Regions from separate parts of the Homo sapiens genome. Here regions 1 and 3 are each linked to region 2. Evidence: chromatin contacts called from ENCODE Hi-C or POLR2A ChIA-PET data. All regions are on one chromosome and are shown on one strand. Each heading gives the region's core, a stretch centred on a gene start or an enhancer-like site at or near the end of the contact. The rest is flanking DNA. Distances are from core to core; before and after follow the strand shown.

Region 1 (4,273 bases), core at 695-3,194, 110 kb after region 2:
TTGCAGTCCAACCTGGGTGACAGAGCAAGATCCTGTCTCTAAAAAAAAGAAAAAAAAGAAAAAAAAAGAATGTAACTGGAGATGCATTCACTTTGCTTTTGCCCAGCCATTTTGATAATCAATATTAGGGGTTTGGGAGGTAGGGAGTGGGGAATGGAGGAACAGACTAGAATGAAAGCCAGCGCTATGGTAAAAGGAATTATTTTAGAATGGTGGGATTACAGGGGAGATTCCTTCTCTTATTTTCTATTTTACTAATTTTATGAAACATAATTCTGTTTCATTATGTGTATATACATATGTTTAAATTAAATGTATTTAAATATGAATCTTGAAAGGGATTGATTATTCCAAAGGAAATGAAGTAATAACAATTTCAGGGAAACTTTTTTGGATGGAGGAGCATCTGCTCATCCCCTCTCCAGTCCTATTCTGTAAATGGCCTTGGAAGGCTGTTCCTACCTCTGACATGTCTTAGAACCACGTTGAAGGGCTAGGGGCATAAACAAGGAGAAAAACAGTGAAGGAGAAAGGCAGAGAAGATTATTAGAAAAGCTTAAGATAATGATGTGTTTTATGTAATTCAAACTTTTATCATAGTGCTTCCCAATCATTTGAGGTTTCCTCAGCCATTAACTAGGTTTTAAAATTTTCAAATCTGGGGGTTTTGTTTTGAGTTTTAAACCCACAAGGACTCTCTGTCCCCTGTGTTCTTTTTCCTCTTCTGAATCCAGCTGTCATCGTTAGTATATATCAGTTTCCTGCTGGAATGGAAAGAAAATTATAGTGTCCAGTTGTAGTTGAGGGAACAAGAAAGAAAAAGCCGAACTGCCACAAGGACTCAGAGGGCTGGGTCTCAGGCTGGGCAGCGACATGGAGACGAGAGCTTTAATTCTTATATTAAACCCATCTTAAATTATTTGCTCTCAGGTTGGAAATTTTCCATTGAAATTTCTGTTTACAGAAATACTATCTAAGACTTGACTAAATATTTACCCCTTTGACAGATGGACTTTCTGTTTCTCTTATGCCCACACCCCTTAAAATTGTGTCTGTCACAGCTACTGAATTGAACATTTTCTTTTACCAAGTATTTAAACAAATACCTACCTGCACTTTCAGACTTTCATTTTAAGCTCTCTTGTTGGGTTTTATGAGCGGGTTTTTCCTTTCCTAGTCTCCATTTTATAAATTTTATGCAACTTGGTTCTTTTATAATTATGTGTATGTGTAATATATTGAAATATGACTCATGAAGAGGATTGATTAATCCTAAAGAAATGACATAGCAATCATAGATAGGAATATTTTAGGCTGATAAGGATTTGTCCATCCATACCCTTCATATAAATGATCTCAGAAGGCTGTTTTCCTACCCCTGAAATATGGATAGGATGCCCATTATACCCTCATTTTTAGGAAACATTGTTTTCAATCTCATCCTCCTTGTTTGTAGGGGGCTATAATAATAGTGGCCAACATTTATTGAGCATCTATCTCTATGCCAAGCACTGCCAAGCATTTTATGTGCATTAATGAAGAAAGTACTAATGTTCCTTCATGAGACCACAGAAACTGAGGCATAGCGAGAAGTGCCTAACATCCCATGTGTGCTAAGGTGGCAGATCCTGAGCTCTCCAGCTGCCCTCACTGTGGCCTCACGGCACAACCAGGGCCAGAGTCAGGAAACATCAGTCACTCGCTTAGGGAAGGGAGTCCGAGAACCCTCTTCGTGGACTCAACTTCCCAGGCTTCTGTCCCTGCTGCAGAATGCCCAGGCCACAGAGAAGGGACCCCCTTTTCAGGAGCTTCCACGTCACAGGCTTTTATGGGGCCTTTCTTGCTTGTGTTTCTGTTTCCCATCCTGAGGGTGTGTGGAATAATACGAGAGCCTACCCAGGACTGGAGCGTGTTATTAGAAAGAGCACGCTTGACTGCTCCCGGGCAGCCACCTGCCCTTTTTCCCTTGGAAAGTGGACCTATGGCCACTGCACAAAACACTTCCTAATACCAGGCTGCTGGTGACTACATTTTGTGGTTTCTTTGTTAGTTGATATTTATAGTTCAGATCTCATCACTCTGCCAAGTGCAATAAACATTTTGTTTTAACTGGAATATAACTTTTATTATTGTTATTATTTTTCTTTTAAATGTCTTAAAAGTGACCAGCTTGTGCAAGTGGAGTCAGAAACCCTAAATAGTCTAAATGCCAAGTCAGTGCGCTCTGTAGATCAGTGTACGATTAGAAGACAGGCTCTCATTTATTACTGCTTGTATTTATATAATGGAAGTTAGGTAACATAAGCCCCTCTGCAGGCCAGCTTAGATGTTGATGATGCTTAAATGGTAAAATCTGTGAGAAATGTTCAACAATGCCCTGTATTTGTACTGCCTAAAACATGAATAATACATATGTGACATGAATAAATAGGTCAGTGATTTTTATGACATATTAATTTCCTTTACCTAAGTTCCTGGGAAATATAGCTGAACAGTTACAGAGAATGAAAACAAACACTGGCATCTTACAAACACCTGCTTTGATTATTTAGTCTAATTAGGTTAAATTTAACTATTTCCATTTTAACAAATTGAAAACAATTCTTATCTGTTCCTCGGTCATGCACTTTATCAGTGTTGGATGCAGATGTGTTTAATATGACACAGTTGGTGCTGTTTTCTCAGCTCTGGGTGGGAAATAAAAAGGAATTGAGAACATATTTTTAGAGTCTTCTGGGGACTTTGTATTTCTGGGCCTATAGCTATGAAATTTTAAGGAGGAGGAAAAAAAAAAAAAAAAAACAGGCTTTGTTGTCAATAAATTAGTTGGTTTTCCCCAAAACACTGGAACTGTCATCTGAACTGCTGCTTGTGCCAAAATTATCTTTCCCAGGGAACAGTGAGCTTCTAAAATAACAGATGTTTCCTAGCTGTCTTTCAGAAGTCAGAATAATATAGGGTATGTTATTAGATTGCTAGGTTAACGTGGTGTTTACTCTGTTAATTCCAAACCTTGCGCTGAGTACAGAGGCCCACAATTCTTTAGAAATTTAGTTTAGAGATCATAGCAATTTAAGTGACTTACCCAAGGTTACACAGCTGGTTAGTGAAAAGGGTGAGCTTTCCTGACTCCTTATTCACCGTCCATTTCTGTGACCAAAGTTAAAGGCCTCATATAATGTGAGAGTTGTGTCTGTGGCAGAACCGTGTCATGAAACCTTCTACCCACATTTTCATCCCAGGAGTGAAATACCGTTCTAGTCAACAACTAGGGTCTCAGAACATCTGTGATTTCTTTTTTTTTTTTTTTTGCAGCTTTGTCACCCAGGCTGGAGTGCAGTGGCACAGTCATGGCTCGCTGCAGCCTCAACCTCATGGGCCCAAGTGATCCTCCTGCCTCAGCCTCCTGAGTAGCTGGGACCACAGGCGCATGCCACTATGCCAACCTAGTGGTTTTTCTGTTTTTGTTTTTAATTTTTTATTTTGTAGAGAGAGGTCTCCCTTTGTTGCCTAGGCTGGTCTCAAACTTCTGGGCTTAAGCAGCCCTCCTGCCTCGGCCTCCCAAAGTGCTGGGATTACAGGCATGAGCCACCATGACCGGCCACATCTGTGGTTTCAGTGTTCTCTGTTCCTGCCTTTCCCAGCTCCAGCTGCACATCACAGATAATCTGAAAGTAGTTGCCCATGTCAGTTAAATTTTTATGCAAGTAGTTTTTGAAAGTCTATTTAAGATATTTCATGTAAATGGAATCATACCTTTGTGGCCTTTCATGTGTGGATTCTTTCACTTAACATGTTTTGAAGGTTCATCCATGTTGGTCATTTTGTTCTTTTTATGGCTGAATAATATTCCAGTATATAGATATCACATTTTGTTTATCCATTCATCAGTTTGATGGACATTTGGGTTGTTTTCACTTTTGGGTTGTTATGAATAATGCTGCTATGAGCATTCATGGGCAAGTTTTTGCTGGGACCTGTGTTTTCAATTCTCTTGGGTATTTACCTAGAAGTGGAATGTCTGGGCCATATGCCAACTCTAAGTTTAACTTTTTGAAGAATTGCTAAATTGTTTCCAAAGAGTCTGCAACCATCTTACATTTTTACCACCAGTGTATGAAGTTTCCAGTTTCTCAATATCCTTACCAACTCTTACTGTCCATCTGTTTTATTAATAGCCATCCTAGTGCTGGGATCTAATTGTGCTTTTGATTTGCATTTCCCTAATGACTAATGAGTTTGAGCATCTTTTCTAGTGCTAGTTGGTCATTTA
Region 2 (4,683 bases), core at 2,051-4,550:
GGGCCTCCCAAAGTGTGGGGATTACAGGCTTGAGCCACTGTGCACGGTCAGACTGCTTCCTTGCATAAAATTGGCTTTTTTATTAAAGTGCTTTTTTGTAATTATATCATATTGCTTGGTTCTCTGTAGTAAATTTGTACCTGAAAAGTTATGTAAAATCCTGTCTTTATATTTTAAAAATGCTATTTTATGTTAAATTTTATCAAACTTAATTCCATTTTCGGTGGTACAGAAACTAGGAATCACATGGTGATTTCTTCTGTTATGAATTATTTTCTTCCTATTTTTAAAAAAATCTGTGTTTACATATTGAGTTTGCTTTATGCATACCTGTCATTTTTTATTACTGGCTTGTTGCAACTTACCATTGTGAAACTATAGCGATTAGCTGACTAATATGATCACTTGTGTTCAGAAATGGTTCTTGTCTACCTGAGCAGAAATGGCCAGTGTTCTTGGAAACACAGAGCAAAGCCATTACGAGGGCTTTCCAGTCTTATAGTTCACCATTGTCTTAAAAATCACATTCTGGCTGGTGTGGTGGCTCACACCTGTAATCCCAGCACTTTGGGAGGCCAAGGCAGGTGGATCACCTGAGGTCAGGAGTTCAAGACCAGCTTGGCCAGCATGGCGAAACCCTGTCTCTATTAAAAATACAAATATTAGCCAGGCTGGTGGTGCGCACCTGTGATCCCAGCTACTTGGGAGGCTGAGGTAGGAGAATCACTTGAACCCAGGAGGCAGAGGTTGCAGTGAGCTGAGATCTTGCCACTGCACTCCAGCTTGGGTGACAGAAAAATACTCCGTCTCAAAAAAAGAAAAAAAAAACACACACACATTCTGAAGCTGGTAGTGGAATTTTTAGTATGGACATCATAAAGCATGTCTTTTGTATTTTTCCTATAATTTTGCACTTGGTATGAATGTACACTAATTGTTTATAATTAGAAAATAAAAGTAATGAATTTTACTTCTGGTTATGATGCATTTGCTCACATTAGTAGTTTATGCTAATGTGCTTTTCTGGCCTTTAGTGACTATTCATGCTTTCTTAAATACATTTGGATGTTGAAAGTTTCACATTTCATACTGTGGAACAGGCACGTCTCTACTGTAGGAACAGTTCTAATCAAAATAGCGTACTCTAATTATGTAAATGATAAGCTTTGAGAAGAGGATCCTGTACGAAAGCCCATTTCCCTGTTTTGCTAGTAGTTTTTTCTTATGATGCACATTTGGGAGATAAGAAGTGAACGTAGAAAAAAAAAAGAAAAAAGGAAAACTATCCCCTTGATTGTGGAGTCTCACTTCATATACATAATTTTGTTTTTGAAATGGAGTCTCACTGTGTCACCCAGGCTGGAGTGCAGTGGCGTGATCTTGGCTCACTGCAACCTCCGCCTCCTAGGTTCAAGTGATTCTCCCACCTCAGCCTCCCGAGTAGCTGGAATTACAGGCATGCGCCACCACATCGGCTAGTTTTTTGTATTAGTAGAGATGAGGTTTTACTGTATTGGCCAGGCTGGTCTTGAACTCCTGACCTCACGTGATCCATCCGCCTCGGCCTCCCAAAGTGCTGGGATTACAGGCATTAGTCACCGCACCCGGCCATATACATAATTATTTCATGAGAAAAATGTTTGAAGGAGGAGTGCTTCACTACCTAAATGTGAAATCTTTCATGTGTAATAATTGTTGTTTCAGTGATATGGGAGAACCAAATCGTCATCCAAGCATGTTTCTCTTACTTTTGGTGTTGGAGAGACTCTACGCTTCCCCGATGGATGGTACTTCTTCTGCTCTCAGCATGGGACCTTTTGTTCCCTTCATTATGAGGTAGTGTCATGCTGTGTAGAAATTGTCTAGGTTGGCGTGGGAGTTTTACGGGAATATTTTATCTTCTTCTTATTTCAGAAACTATTTTATATATATCATATATATTTTATATATATATATTATTTGTTTGTTTGTTTGTTTTTTGAGACGGAGTCTCGCTCTGTCGCCTGGGTTGGAGTGCAGTGGCGCGATCTCGGCTCACTGCAAGCTCCCCCTCCCAGGTTCACGCCATTCTTCTGCCTCAGCCTCCGGAGTAGCTGGGGCTACAGGCACCCGCCACCACGCCTGGATAATTTTTTGTATTTTTAGTAGAGATGGGGTTTCACTGTGTTAGCCAGAATGGTCTCGATCTCCTGACCTTGTGATCCGCCCACCTCATTCTCCCAAAGTGCTGGGATTACAGGCATGAGCCACCGCGCCCGGCCATATTATATATTTTTTTATATATGTAAACCTATTGTATATATTAAAAACTATTATATATATAACTATTATATATATTATATGTAAAACTTTTGTATATAACTATTGTGTGTGTGCGTGTATATATATATAACTTGTATACACACACACACACACACACACACACACACACAAACTTTGGGAGGGGTCTTGTGAAAGCAGAGGCCTGGGTTTTCCTGCCATTGCCCCCAGTGTTTCAGAGTAAGGTGCTTATATTGTGGGTACAGGATCTCATTAGAACCTGTGTAAGTAATGTTTTCTTTGAGCCCTGTCTGCTCCAAGGCAGGTGGATGGTGTTGATAGGAGATACTCCTTTTGAAAGACATAGCCCCATGTTTGCGTTATTCCTGTGTTGAGCCTGGCTAGCACGGAGCAGGCTTGGTTCTGGTATGTATCTTCTGTCCACGGGTTCGAGAGGATGTCAGGACATCTGCCTCTTCACTCTGGAAGAGTCTGCGAGCCGGTGCAATGGGTGGCATGTAAATGGTAATGCCATGTGGCATGAATTCCCACTCGTCTTCTCTTTTACGTTTGTAGTACCTGAAAAAAGCCATGAATATAGAGTATTCATGAAATAATATAACAGGGTTCTCTTCTTTTAGAGCCTATTACCACTTCTTGTGTTACATCTTTTCAGGCATTTGCCGTCTTCTGATTACTTTGTTCATTTTGGATCAAAGGCCTAAATATGTAGGCCTCCAAGAAGTATTAAAATTTTCTCATGAAACCTTTCAGAAGCCTATCATATTAGTTAGCTATTACCTTTCTGCTTAGCTCTTGACAAAACAGTACCTTCATTTTTGTGTTTCTACCAAAAATTGAAGTGGATTTGGAGCAGAAGGGTAAGAAACCAAACTCAAGAGAGTATTTCTTATGTATGTAGTGTCCTAGGTTTCACTTCCTTGTTTCACAGAGCTGACTTATGCATTTTAATGTGAGAAAACCATTAAACATGAGGTTCTGGCATGCGCTTGCAGAGCTATTTGTTTGCGCCAAGCCTTGGCTGTGGCTGTGTTATCTTTGATCACAGAGATGACTCAGGCAGACTGGTTTTTGTTTCCTGATATACAAAGTTACCAGTCTCCTTCATCTGGCATTTGGTGATTCATTTTAGGAATTTGGGTGGTAAATTTTACTTTCAGGGGCCTTAAAAATTGTTCTTTCATGAATAAGTGGAAAGAACTAAGAAATGTTTTCAGAAAGTTGATGCAAGGAGGAAAGGCATGTGCACAGAATTGCAGTTTACATTAGAAACAGAGATTTGCTTTAGAACCTGTGCTCTGTCTTAAGAACATTGAATTTGTGGAAGCTTTTTACTACTCAGTCTGTTGTTCATTGCATCCTAGAAATAATAAATTACTACATTGAAAGTACCTTTCAGTGGTACCTGAAAGTACCTTTCCAAAATGTTGCTTAGTTTACATATAATCAGAATGCTGATACTACTCATTATATTCAAAGTATCCATTATATAAAACAAAGATTGCATTAATATAGAAAATTTAAATATTGCTTTGAAGCCAGTGTACTTAGGGCATCATTTGTTAACCTCTAAAAATACAAAGTAAGAAGTTTGCAATCAGTCTGTTCTTCCAGTGAAAGAAAATGCTGCGGTTGTAGTTGCTTTCTTCCAGTAAGTAAGGTGCTTTATGAAGTAGATTCATAGAACATCACCAACAGCAGAAGTGCCACCAACCAAAATACAAGGTTATTTTGGTGTAACAGAAAGAGCACATCTATCACTCTTGACAAGCCCTGCACTCTTGGGTTCAAATTGTAGCTCTGTAACTGCCTTGCTTGCTCTCTGAACCTCAATTTCCTCAACTTGCAAATGAGGGTGATAACACATCTTCTGAGAGTCACTGTAAGCAAAATGTCCTGTAAGCAGAAGCACCACCCTTGATTCCTTAAGTACAGAGCCTAGGCTCTGACTTATTGACTGTCCATGTGTGTTATAGAACAGTGTTTCTAAAACTTTAAGATGTAAACATATCACTTGGCTATCATATAAATTCTGATTTCAGTAAATCTGAGGTGAGGCCTGAGAGTCCGACTTCCAAATGGTCTTCCAGATAATGCCACTGCTGCTGGTCTGTAGATCACATTTTGAGTAGCAAAATTAAACTTGGGATATTAAATTTAATACCATCACACACACACACACACACACACACACACACACACACACACATACAATTTTAACAAGCTAGACAGTAGTAGCTTATTAAAATTGGTTAGGCAGTTTAAGGAATTTATTAAGAAGTAGATTTTGACCCAGGAATGCAGAAAACAAGAAAGAAAGTGTTCTGAGCAGAGAAGTCAGTAGGAAGTAGACCAACCTTTGTTGAGCCCCGTCTTTCTGCCAAGTATTGAACTGGTCATTTT
Region 3 (4,071 bases), core at 507-3,006, 110 kb before region 2:
TGGAAATCATCATTCTCAGTAAACTATCGCAAGAACAAAAAACGAAACACCACATATTCTCACTCATAGGTGGGAATTGAACAATGAGAACACATGGGCACAGGAAGGGGAACATCACACTCTGGGGACTGTTGTGGGGTGGGGGGAGGGGGGAGGAGGGAGGGATAGCTTTAGGAGATATACCTAATGCTAAATGAGTAGTTAATGGGTGCAGCACACCAGCATGGCACATGTATACATATGTAACTAACCTGCACATTGTGCACATGTACCCTAAAACTTAAAGTATAATAATAATAAAATTAAATTAAATTAAAGAAGACTTTCACCAGCCTATTAGGTGCTGTTGTGCAGCGAACAAGCTGTTAGAACAGAAAGCCTTGGAGTGATAAAACCTGCCTTGACAGCCCAGGTGATATAAGAGCAGTGCTATATAATGAACCTGGGTTTGGGCAGCAATCAACTTCTCCCAGCAATGTGGTTCATTGTCTGCTGTGAGAGTTCTTAAAGTCAAGCAGGCTTTTAAAGGAAACAAACCTTATTAGTAAAATGGGAGCTGCTTTGTTGTGTCAAGCTTCCAGAATTCGAGTTCTTACATCTTGTTTGATCATTAGTTGTTACTGAATTTTCTGCAGTGCTGTAAAACGTCATCAGAAGCAGCAATTTCTTAGTGATGTATTACATATTCTACATTCTCCACTAGGTGGGGATATTGTCTTGCAAAAAATTATCTCCACACTTAAATTTTTAAATTACACAAAATAATGTATAAATGTAATTATAGCCTATTGTAATAGTTTCAAACAACAGAGGTACATATGAATTAAAAACAAATTAAATTCCTCCAAGGTTTCCTCTCCAATTCCATGTCTTCCTTCTTTAGTGCAATATATTATTTTGTACTTATTTTATATGTTTATGTGTATGTACACTTACCCATTTAATGCATTGGGCTTTTTAAATAAAAACACAAATGAGGTTACCCTATAAGTACCATTTTGTCAGCGTGCTCTTTTATTTAATATAATAGTTCATCTTGGATTTTAAAAAAATATCAGTACCAAAAATACTCCTAAAACTAGAATAAGAGAGTAAGTAAGGCTAATTATAGCTTATTGGCCATGGGAATTAAATATATTTTGAAAGATAATTTGTATTTTCCTTTGATTTTAAAAGTTATATTCTACTCCTTTACTAATGCAACAGTCATGCTCACCAAAATAAATAAGGAGTGTATTTATTATAGTCATCCATATCATACTTTATGACAGAGAGGCAGAGTTTGTTTAATCTTTGGAAATTAAAGATTAAACAAGTTTTGGAACAATATTGTGTTTTATTTTAAAATTTAATTTGAAAATAATAAATTAAAATACTGGGCCTGGCATGGTGGCTCATGTCTATAATCCCAGCACTTTGGGAGGCCCAAGCGAGAGAATTGCTTTAGTCCAGGAGGTGATGTGGTGAAACCCTGTCTTTACAAAAAAATACAAAAATTAACTGGGTGTGGTGGCGCATACCTGTAGTCCCAGCTACTAGGGAGGCTGAAGTAGAAGGATTGCATGAGCCTGGGAGGTCAAGGCTGCAGTGAGCCATGAGCATGCTACTGCACCCCAGCCTGGGTGACAGAGCGAGACCCTGTCTCCAAAAAAGAAAAAAAAAAAAACTTAGCATGATTTCTTCTCATAACACATGCTCGACAAATGTTAGCTTCTTTCCTTCTGAGTAAATATAACATGACAAATCGGGTTTGTTCAAGCAGATTATTCTTGGGGAAATTATGAATAAGCTTGTTTTTAGAAACCTGGGATATGAGTAATCAAGGTTGCAATCGTTGTGTTTTTTTTTGTTTAAGGTAAAGAAGTAAAAACATGTGATGTAACTGCGCAGATGGTGCTGGTATGTTGTTGGAGAAGTATGAAGGAAGTTGCTTTACTTTTAGGCATGTTGTGCCAGCTTCTGCCCATGCAGCCTGTGCCAGAATCTTCTGATGGATTATTGACGGTGGAGCAGGTAAGGCACATGTTTATTCCACCATGTATAATTTCTGGTCAACGCATAAATCACTTTTTTTTTTATAACCCAACTCTAAAAAAAGGTTTAAAATTTTTCTTGAATAAAATCATACAAATGTTAACTGAAGAAAGTTCATGGTAATTTAGAATGTTAGACTTTATAATACATTTCAAAACTGTGGCATTTTTAGAAATTTTTTCTAAGGTATATAAATAACTGTAGATTTTACCTCACTTTTAACTGTAGTTTTATCTCTAATTTTTATTTCTCCATTTCACATACACAGACTTAAACTTTAGCTTAAAATTGTCTTATTTAGTAAAACTCCACAAATCTCTTAAATTTTGGAAAGAAAAAAAGTAACATGTTGGTTGATTATGGATCTCATGTTTCCCACTGCATTGATAATAAAGTTGTAGTCTTGGTTTTTTTGGCTGACTTTTGTTTTAAGACCACAAAGTTAGTTCACCATCTGGGACTGTTCAAGTGACTTGAGTGCGGTGTTTACAAGAAGTTAGCTTACCACAAGCATTTCATTTGGAAATATTTTAGATTTATTAGATTTCTGTTTTTAATTGATTCCCTCTTCCTTTCCATATGGTTTTGACAAATCCATTTCCCACCATTTTTCAGCAAAGATATATAACATGTACTTTCATTTTTAACTTTTTAAAAATAAAGGCAACTTTTTCCCTAGGGTGTTACAATTCAAGAACAAAACAAATATTGTAGTATGCTAATGCTGATTATTTCTATAATAACCACATGACTAGTTCCATGGAAATAATGCTAATACTTTTTTTCTCACACTCTGTGGCTTATGTTGCATGCATCTGGTTAACAGCTGCGCTTGTGATGTTGCAAGGCCTTGAGATGAAGAAAGGCAAAGGCGCACAGGACATTTCAGGCATCATTATGTTCCTTATTCTCTTCCAAATCAAATAGGCGTCAGTGTCCTAGAGTTACTTGCAGTCATTGCTGGTGACTGGCTGTAGTGCCAATGCCAACATCTTTGCTGAGGAATCCAGCTATGATTAATGATTACTTCACTGATGTTCACCATCTTGCTAAGAAGTAAACATGTGCTAGAGGCCTTTGATTTCCCAACTTCTCTTTCCAAGGACAAGTTAAAACATTTAGTTTTTTGGGTTTGTTGGGTAGTGTTTAAAAAACAAATTAAGGGAAGTGTATTTTGCTTTTACTGTAACTAAGACGTGAAAGCTTCCTATGAACATTATTTTGCCTTGACACTTTTCACATAGCACCCAAATCTTATGTATTTAATTTGTGTGCGACAGCCGTGTTAAAATTGGGAATTAATGTAAAATAAGAGATGTTTGTTAAAAAAAAAAACAATTATCACAAAAAGACAGGTTCTTATAAACCAAAGAATTCTTCCAGTGACTGCTTAAATAAAAAATAAGATCCTGACTGTTTTTCTGTAAAACATTAGTTTCCGTTGTAATGAGGTCCAGTCATTTTTCTATGTTGCCATTCACATGGTAACCTCACATACATAGGCGTGAGAAGAAACTGATGACTGAATGAGCGATGAACTGTATATGTAATAGCAGTGTTCTAACACTGGAACCCCGTCCCCTATGAAAAACTTGATTCTTCGTATTGCTGACTTTAGCTAAAGAAATGTCTCAGTTTAGGAGTCAATAAAAATCCAAAGTCATCAAGAAATTAGTGTTATTTACATTACTGGAGAATTCCTGCTTTTAAACATAACCTTTTGCCCCATGAACTTCCTTTAAATTAATAATAATTAAATATACTTACATGTGCTTAAAACCTTTAAGAGTTAAAAATATAAATGACAGAGAAGAACATCATTTACATTGGAATGGCTGGGCCACACCTGAGGTACACCCTTCCAAGAGCATAGTTGCCCTGGCAAAGCTAGATCTGTGCCTAGTGGTAAAACTATGAGTTTAAGAGTCAAGCCTTAGGTGAATGTGACTGCCGTCTGAATACACGGAGGCAGTGAAGTGACTTGCAGGCAGAATGCAACCCTAGTTAGAGGGGAGAATGTGGAACTTGCATTTCTTA

The links. A loop is a pair of places that touch in the nucleus more often than their neighbours do. ChIA-PET counts read pairs that join two places held with the same protein, here RNA polymerase II (POLR2A). Pooled maps may share reads with other maps.
Region 1: a map of HepG2 shows a loop between it and region 2 (9-fold over the local background). The contact joins two enhancer-like sites. A Hi-C loop is called at or near these places in 2 of 168 maps with a recorded cell type or tissue (HepG2 and PC-9), 1 of 37 single-sample maps with no recorded cell type and 7 of 50 pooled maps. POLR2A ChIA-PET finds 5 or more read pairs at or near these places in 3 of 52 experiments (GM12878, MCF 10A and activated naive CD4-positive, alpha-beta T cell).
Region 3: a loop to region 2 is called in a pooled map, with 11 times the contacts of the local background. The contact joins two enhancer-like sites. A Hi-C loop is called at or near these places in 1 of 37 single-sample maps with no recorded cell type and 11 of 50 pooled maps. POLR2A ChIA-PET finds 5 or more read pairs at or near these places in 6 of 52 experiments (AG04449, K562, MCF 10A and 3 more).

What each region holds. Positions count from the first base shown.
Region 1 is chr2:43,311,247-43,315,519 of GRCh38, reverse strand. All of the region lies in intron 31 of THADA (THADA armadillo repeat containing), which reads left to right. Among named protein-coding and RNA genes, the nearest start is that of LINC01126, 86 kb to the right of the region's middle. Within about 2 kb of position 1,944, at least 8 of the 41 ENCODE cell types and tissues checked have a DNase peak (open chromatin) inside an H3K27ac peak, as active enhancers do; they include PC-9, where a contact is called at or near this core.
Region 2 is chr2:43,425,253-43,429,935 of GRCh38, reverse strand. It overlaps THADA (THADA armadillo repeat containing), which reads left to right. Exons shown (of 38, transcript NM_022065.5): 28 at 1,705-1,836. Among named protein-coding and RNA genes, the nearest start is that of THADA, 170 kb to the left of the region's middle. RefSeq lists enhancers at 3,317-3,376, 3,397-3,486, 2,641-3,840, 3,879-3,958. Within about 2 kb of position 3,300, at least 24 of the 41 ENCODE cell types and tissues checked have a DNase peak (open chromatin) inside an H3K27ac peak, as active enhancers do; they include PC-9, where a contact is called at or near this core.
Region 3 is chr2:43,539,101-43,543,171 of GRCh38, reverse strand. It overlaps THADA (THADA armadillo repeat containing), which reads left to right. Exons shown (of 38, transcript NM_022065.5): 21 at 1,856-2,013. Among named protein-coding and RNA genes, the nearest start is that of THADA, 55 kb to the left of the region's middle. Within about 2 kb of position 1,756, at least 16 of the 41 ENCODE cell types and tissues checked have a DNase peak (open chromatin) inside an H3K27ac peak, as active enhancers do.